Regions from separate parts of the Mus musculus genome. Here region 2 is linked to region 1. Evidence: chromatin contacts called from ENCODE POLR2A ChIA-PET data. All regions are on one chromosome and are shown on one strand. Each heading gives the region's core, a stretch centred on a gene start or an enhancer-like site at or near the end of the contact. The rest is flanking DNA. Distances are from core to core; before and after follow the strand shown.

Evidence for each region. ChIA-PET counts read pairs that join two places held with the same protein, here RNA polymerase II (POLR2A).
Region 2: POLR2A ChIA-PET joins it to region 1 with 13 read pairs in Patski. The contact joins the promoter of Grb2 here to the promoter of Mrps7 in region 1. POLR2A ChIA-PET finds 5 or more read pairs at or near these places in 4 of 5 experiments (Patski and embryonic stem cell).

The regions. Positions count from the first base shown.
Region 1 is chr11:115,602,745-115,605,513 of GRCm38, forward strand. It overlaps Mrps7 (mitchondrial ribosomal protein S7), which reads left to right and starts at 1,396. Exons shown (of 5, transcript NM_025305.3): 1 at 1,396-1,499; 2 at 1,977-2,168; 3 at 2,279-2,342. The coding sequence starts at 1,417. It overlaps Gga3 (golgi associated, gamma adaptin ear containing, ARF binding protein 3), which reads right to left and starts at 1,172. Exons shown (of 17, transcript NM_173048.3): 1 at 1,084-1,172. The coding sequence starts at 1,123.
Region 2 is chr11:115,707,202-115,709,970 of GRCm38, forward strand. Grb2 (growth factor receptor bound protein 2) reads right to left here and starts at 1,396. Exons shown (of 6, transcript NM_008163.4): 1 at 1,193-1,396.

The DNA.
Region 1 (2,769 bases), core at 146-2,645:
ACACAGCTGACTGGACACTGGGATCCTTGGGTAAATGATTTTAGCCAATGCCTGTAATCCAGCACTGTACACTCCCCAGAGAACTGTCACATATAGGGAGATGGCTCTATGCCCTGCCCGCAAACATCAGACACTGCAACTGTGATCTTACTTTTCTTTTGGGATGTAGCTTCCCTTAAAGCTAATTTCAATCTCCTGAACAGTAGTTCTTAAGGAAGGCCATGCCTCTAGGAACAACACTCAAGACATCAAAGAGACAACTGTATTCCGTAAAGGATTTCCAGCTCAGGGCTCTACAAAGACGTCTTACCTGATTCGTCTCCATTTCAGAGGCTCTCCCGGGGCTAGCCCTTAGTAAAGTTAATTTATTGACCCTTGATAAGGCGTGATTAACCAGCCTTATTAACCCTTACTAAATAACCTGGATGAACTGTCCGCTAACGTTAAACCTTATTCCTTTGGAGCAATGTACAAATTAGTAAAGATAGCAACACGTCGATATAGCAGCAGTCATTGTTTTTTGAGTTACTCAAGAGCGGGTTATCTCGTTAAAATGAGTGCGTGCATATATGTGTGTGTGTGTGCGCGCATGTGTGTTCCTTCAGTACATATTTAGCACGCTTCGTGGTATATTGTTCCCTGTAGTCGCGCTTTGGAAATGAATTCTCACTTCCAGCATCCTCACTGAGGATGGTCCCACTCTGGAAGCTGCCAGCTGTGTTGTGTGTGCGGCGTGGCACCGCTCAACCCTCCCCGAGGGACCTGTCCAATGCCCGGTCCCAGAGCACAGGCTGGGTGCAGCCCCACCTCAACCTCCCCACGACGCCCGCCTGTCAGCCCAAGGCGCCCGGGTGTCGCTTTCCGGGCCTGCAGGATCTCGCGCTGCAGGTGTCACCCGCGGGAGCCTGAGGACGCGCGGCGGGGAAGGGCCGCTGCTCGCAAGGGGTGTGAGCGCCGGATGCTCGCCGCGAGGCGACGCCGGGTGTGGACTGCCGCGGGCCGCCGCGGCGGAGGGGATGGCGCAGGGAGGGAGGAGGCAGGCCCGTGGTTGGAGGTCAGGTAGAGGCGGCCCCGGATACTCACTCAGCCAGGACTCCAGGCTCTCCCCTTCCGCCTCCGCCATATTGCAGCCGCCCGGTCCGGCCCTGCGCCCTCAAGCCTCGCGAGGTTCTGCGCGAGCAGGGCGGGGGCGGGGCCCGCATGGGGGCCTGAGCGCGCCGAGGGCTGCGGTCCACGGGCGCGCCGGACCGCGTCGGAGGCCGCGAGGGCGAGGATGTGTCTTCGCTTCTTCCTCAGAGGGAACCTCTGAAGGGAAACCCACGCCCGAGGAAAGTGCGCAGGCTCTCATCCGTGTCCTGTCGCTCACTCACGCAGGCGCGCTGTGGGCAGCCCTCCGAGGTCCTGACAGCGGCCAAGATGGCTGCCCCCGCGCTGCGCGCTCCGCTTCGCTGGTCCGGGCTGGCCCTGGGAGTGAGGTGCGCCGTCTGGAACCTTCCAGGGTGAGAAGGCAGCGCGTAGCCGGGACCGCCGCTCGGACCTTCACGGGAGGACCTGGGGAAAGGAAAGAAGCCGCAGGCGAGCTGCGCTGAGTTCTGGCGCGGGAGGGCACTAACTCGGGGCGCCGAGATGGCTGACTCCAGCCATTAAACGGGCCGGTTTGGGGGCTTAGTACCCTGTCCTATGCCTGACAGGCCGGGATGACCTAGATCGGTTCTACCCGGAGCCGAGAGTGCGGCCCTGCTAGAGATCGGAGAACTGGCTTGCGACGGAACAGTGGCCAGTTTCGGGGTGGGGGCTGCCTACCTCTTGGGACAAGGGTCAGAACTGCTGTCAGGTTAGCAGGCGGTCCCAGCGCCACCGTCCCTCGTCAGCGTGATGGCACTTGCGGCTTACTGTTAAGTCAAGCTTGTTCACTTTTGTGGAGTCACAGATTCACCCGTAGGGTTCTGTCTGCTTCCTCCTCGCCCCACTCCCAGGCTCACACAGGTGAGGGGGAGCCGCTATGCCCCCGAATTCCGGGAGCCCTTGATTGACAAGGAATATTACCGCAAGCCGGTGGCGGAACTCACCGAAGAGGAGAAGTATGACCAGGAGCTCAAGAAAACCCAGTTTATCAAAGCTGCGGCCGCGACTGAAACCAGCTCGGTGTTCGCAGACCCGGTCATCAGGTTTGGCGCAAATGCTCCTCTGCTGTGGGCTGGAACTCACCTGGGGCAGTTTTCTGCTGAGGGATCCGGAGTACAGCCCGGGAAAGCTAACCATGTTTTTCTCCTTGAAGCAAATTCACCAACATGATGATGAAGGGAGGCAACAAAGTTCTGGCCCGGTCTCTCATGGCTCAGGTAAGGCCGCTTCTTCCTCTTCAGCTTGTCTTTCTTTTCCCTCAGGCTTGGTGTCTGCGTTTTACACCATGGCTTCAAAACTAGAAAACAGGTTTCTATTCCTGCCATTAAAATTTCCAAGATCTGAGATTGGTGGTGCCCACCTCAAATCCCATCGCTGGAGAAGGCATTTGAATCCAGCACTCGAGAAGCAGAGATAAGTCAGGCCTGCTTGAGCTACAGAGTGAGTTCTGGAACAGAGCTACTTAGTGAGATCCTGTCTTAAAAACAATCAAAACAGAGCCAGAGGTAGGCAGATCTCTGAGTTCCAGACAGCCAGAGCTGTATATTAAGATCCAGTCTTGGGGTGGGGTGGGGGGACAACCTAACAATAAAAGAGGCAGAGTTGGGAAAAGTTTGAGGCCAGGATGGTCAAAAGCTAGTTTCA
Region 2 (2,769 bases), core at 146-2,645, 100 kb after region 1:
TAGTTCCCAGGGGGAGAACTTAAACAGCCCCCTACCACCAACACCACCACCCGCCCCCGCCCCCCTGGCTCCCAAGTAGCCCTCCTGGCTGCCTGATGAATACAGTGGACGTTAAAAAAGGAATGCAAACAGGGAAGGTATCTCCCTCCAAAAGAAAAGGGGATCTTAGAACGACGGAGAAAATGAACAGTGCCCAAACCAGCAGAAACTTGAAAATTATAACGGAGGAACAGCAAGAAGGGGAAGTAGATTTTTTTTTAAAGGGGGCGGAGGGACCAATGACTGGCGCTACAGATGCTTTTCGTGTCCCTAGTAGCGTAGAATGGAGACAGAAGGCAAAAACGGAAAAGTGAAAGAGAGGTGAAGAAGTCAAAAACAAAAAACAAAACAAAAAAACAACAACAACAAAACCCAGTTTCTCTAGCCTCTTTCTGAGTGTCAACAGCACCGAAAGATGACGTTGAACGCGCTTCGGCTACCCGGCAAACTGCACTGCTATAGCTTTTGAACACAGCCTAAAATCCCTTTCTTACCAACCCACACGACCTAAGAGTGTTGCAGGAACCAACGGGGCTCTCTCCCCAAAATTCCTTCCTTCCAGCATTCCTATCCGCTGCTGCTGCTGCTTCCCCCCCACCCCCCAACAAGTATTTTTTCCCCCTCAAGTCCTTCTAAAAAGAGAAGCGCCCAACTCTCACAAAGACCCGTCGGCGGGTCCGGGTAACAATCATTCTAAGTCACGGTGGATTCCCGCACACAATTCCACCGCAAGATGCCAAGAGGCGGTGACGTGGTGGCCTTGCAGGTCAAAGGAGCATCAATCACCACGTTAGCTGCGGGCACCGAATCCCCCGCCTCCCGGGCTCAGTCAGCCTGACTCAGAGCAGCAGCCTGCGCCTCTCGGCTGCTCCGGGCTCCCCAGCGTCCAGCCGGACGGCCGCCACACCAGACCTCCCCGGCGGGCCGGGTCTCTGCCCCCAGCGGGAGGAAGACCGGCACCAGGAAGGAAGCGCCCCAAAAGGGGAAACGAGGAGACGGCTGCGCAGCCGCTGCGCTCGGGTCCCAGCCTTCCCCGGCCCGCGAGCGGCCCTCCCCGGCAGCCCCGAGCAGCCCGGGCCCGAGCCGCTCGCCGCCGCGCGGCGCGGGGACCACGGAGCTCCCGCTCACTTCCCGCCCGCTCCCCTGCACTCACCGTGACGCGCCGTCCACTCCGTCACCCGGCCCGGCCCGCCCTGCGCTGCCGCCCGCAGCCGCCAACCTCGCTGCTGCTCCCTGACTGCGGCGCCCGCTGCCCCGACCGCCGTCCCGGCCGCAGCCCCGCTCGCTCTCGCCGCCGCCGCCGCCCGATCGCAGAAGCAACAGAGCAACCTAGCTTCCGCTCCTCGCCAGGGTCCCGCGAGAACTTCCCCACGCGGCCCCGCCCCGCCGCGCCCCGCCCCCGCGAGACTTCCCCCGGCGGAAAAGGCCCAGAGCGCAAGCGCTCCTCCTCCGCTCCGCCCGGCAGGTAGCCTAGAGGGGGGCTTCGCGCATGCGTCAGCTCGGCCCGCAGCAGGTGGCACGGACTCGGCTCCGCCCCTGGGCCGTTGTAACCCTCTACGTGCCGGAGCAAGTGAATTACAGCTCTGCTCTAGAGGAACGGCGCTTTCCACACTCTAATCACGTCCTTTCTACCAAAACAAAGCAAAGAGGCACCGAGGAGCGGGGAGAGATCTCAGGATGGCTCAACCCAAATAGAGGACCAGTTCTAGAAACGTTTGGGGATCTGGTTCGTGCAACCTGCAGTATTCGATGAATTGTTTGATTAGTCTGTTCACGCAGTGAACCACATACCCAGTGTAAGTAAGCACTGTGCTGGGTAAAGAAGATGAAACAACGAGCAGAGATCCTGGCCTTCAAGAGGTTAAATCGAGAGAAGCAGCAGAAGAGTAAACAAGTAATGTCTTGGCTGGAGAGACCTCTCAGGTCAAAAACTGCTTGCTGCTCTTCCAGAGGACCTGCACCCACACCAGATGGCTCACAACTGTCTGTAACCCCAGTTCCAGGAGACTTAGTGCCGCTGGCCTCTGATAGCACTAGCATTCACCTGCACACACCCTCATGCGCGCGCGCGCGCGCGCGCACACACACACACACACACACACACACACACACACACATACACACACAGCTATAACACTTACACATAGCTCTTTGGGGGAATGCTGAGGAAGCCAAAAAGATAGAGAAAGGCTGGCTCTGTTCCTCAGCCCACTGTATAAAAGACTTAACAAAGAAGGTGATGTGGAACTGAGTACTGGAGGGCGAGTAGGAGTTCCACAGCACAGGAGCCAGGGTAAGCGCTTAGCCAACAAACGGAATGGCACAGAACAGAGAGATGGATGGAGGCGTGAGAAAGTCGTGTTCTGTGCGATGCAAAGTGCATAGATAGGTTCCTGTGCGGGGCTGCCGGTTTTGGGGGAGTAGTAGATGAAGCTTGGAGAAGTACCTCTCAGTTCCAAAAGCTCTTTTCAATTATAGGAGAGCAAGAACACAGCCAATGTCAATGTGTTCTCTAGAAGCCAACAAAATACAGTTAAGAATACCCAAGCCTCTGCTACAATAATGAGTCCACTAAAATAAGGCAAGTGAATTGTTCTTTCGACAAGTGTTTACTGAACATCATTTGCAATTGAAAATGCCTTTCAGAGCAAAAGATGAAGCCAATGACTCCAGCAGTTTGCGATTTAGATAGAGCTACTTAGTTTCAAAGAGAAGAACGCTGGCCCTAAG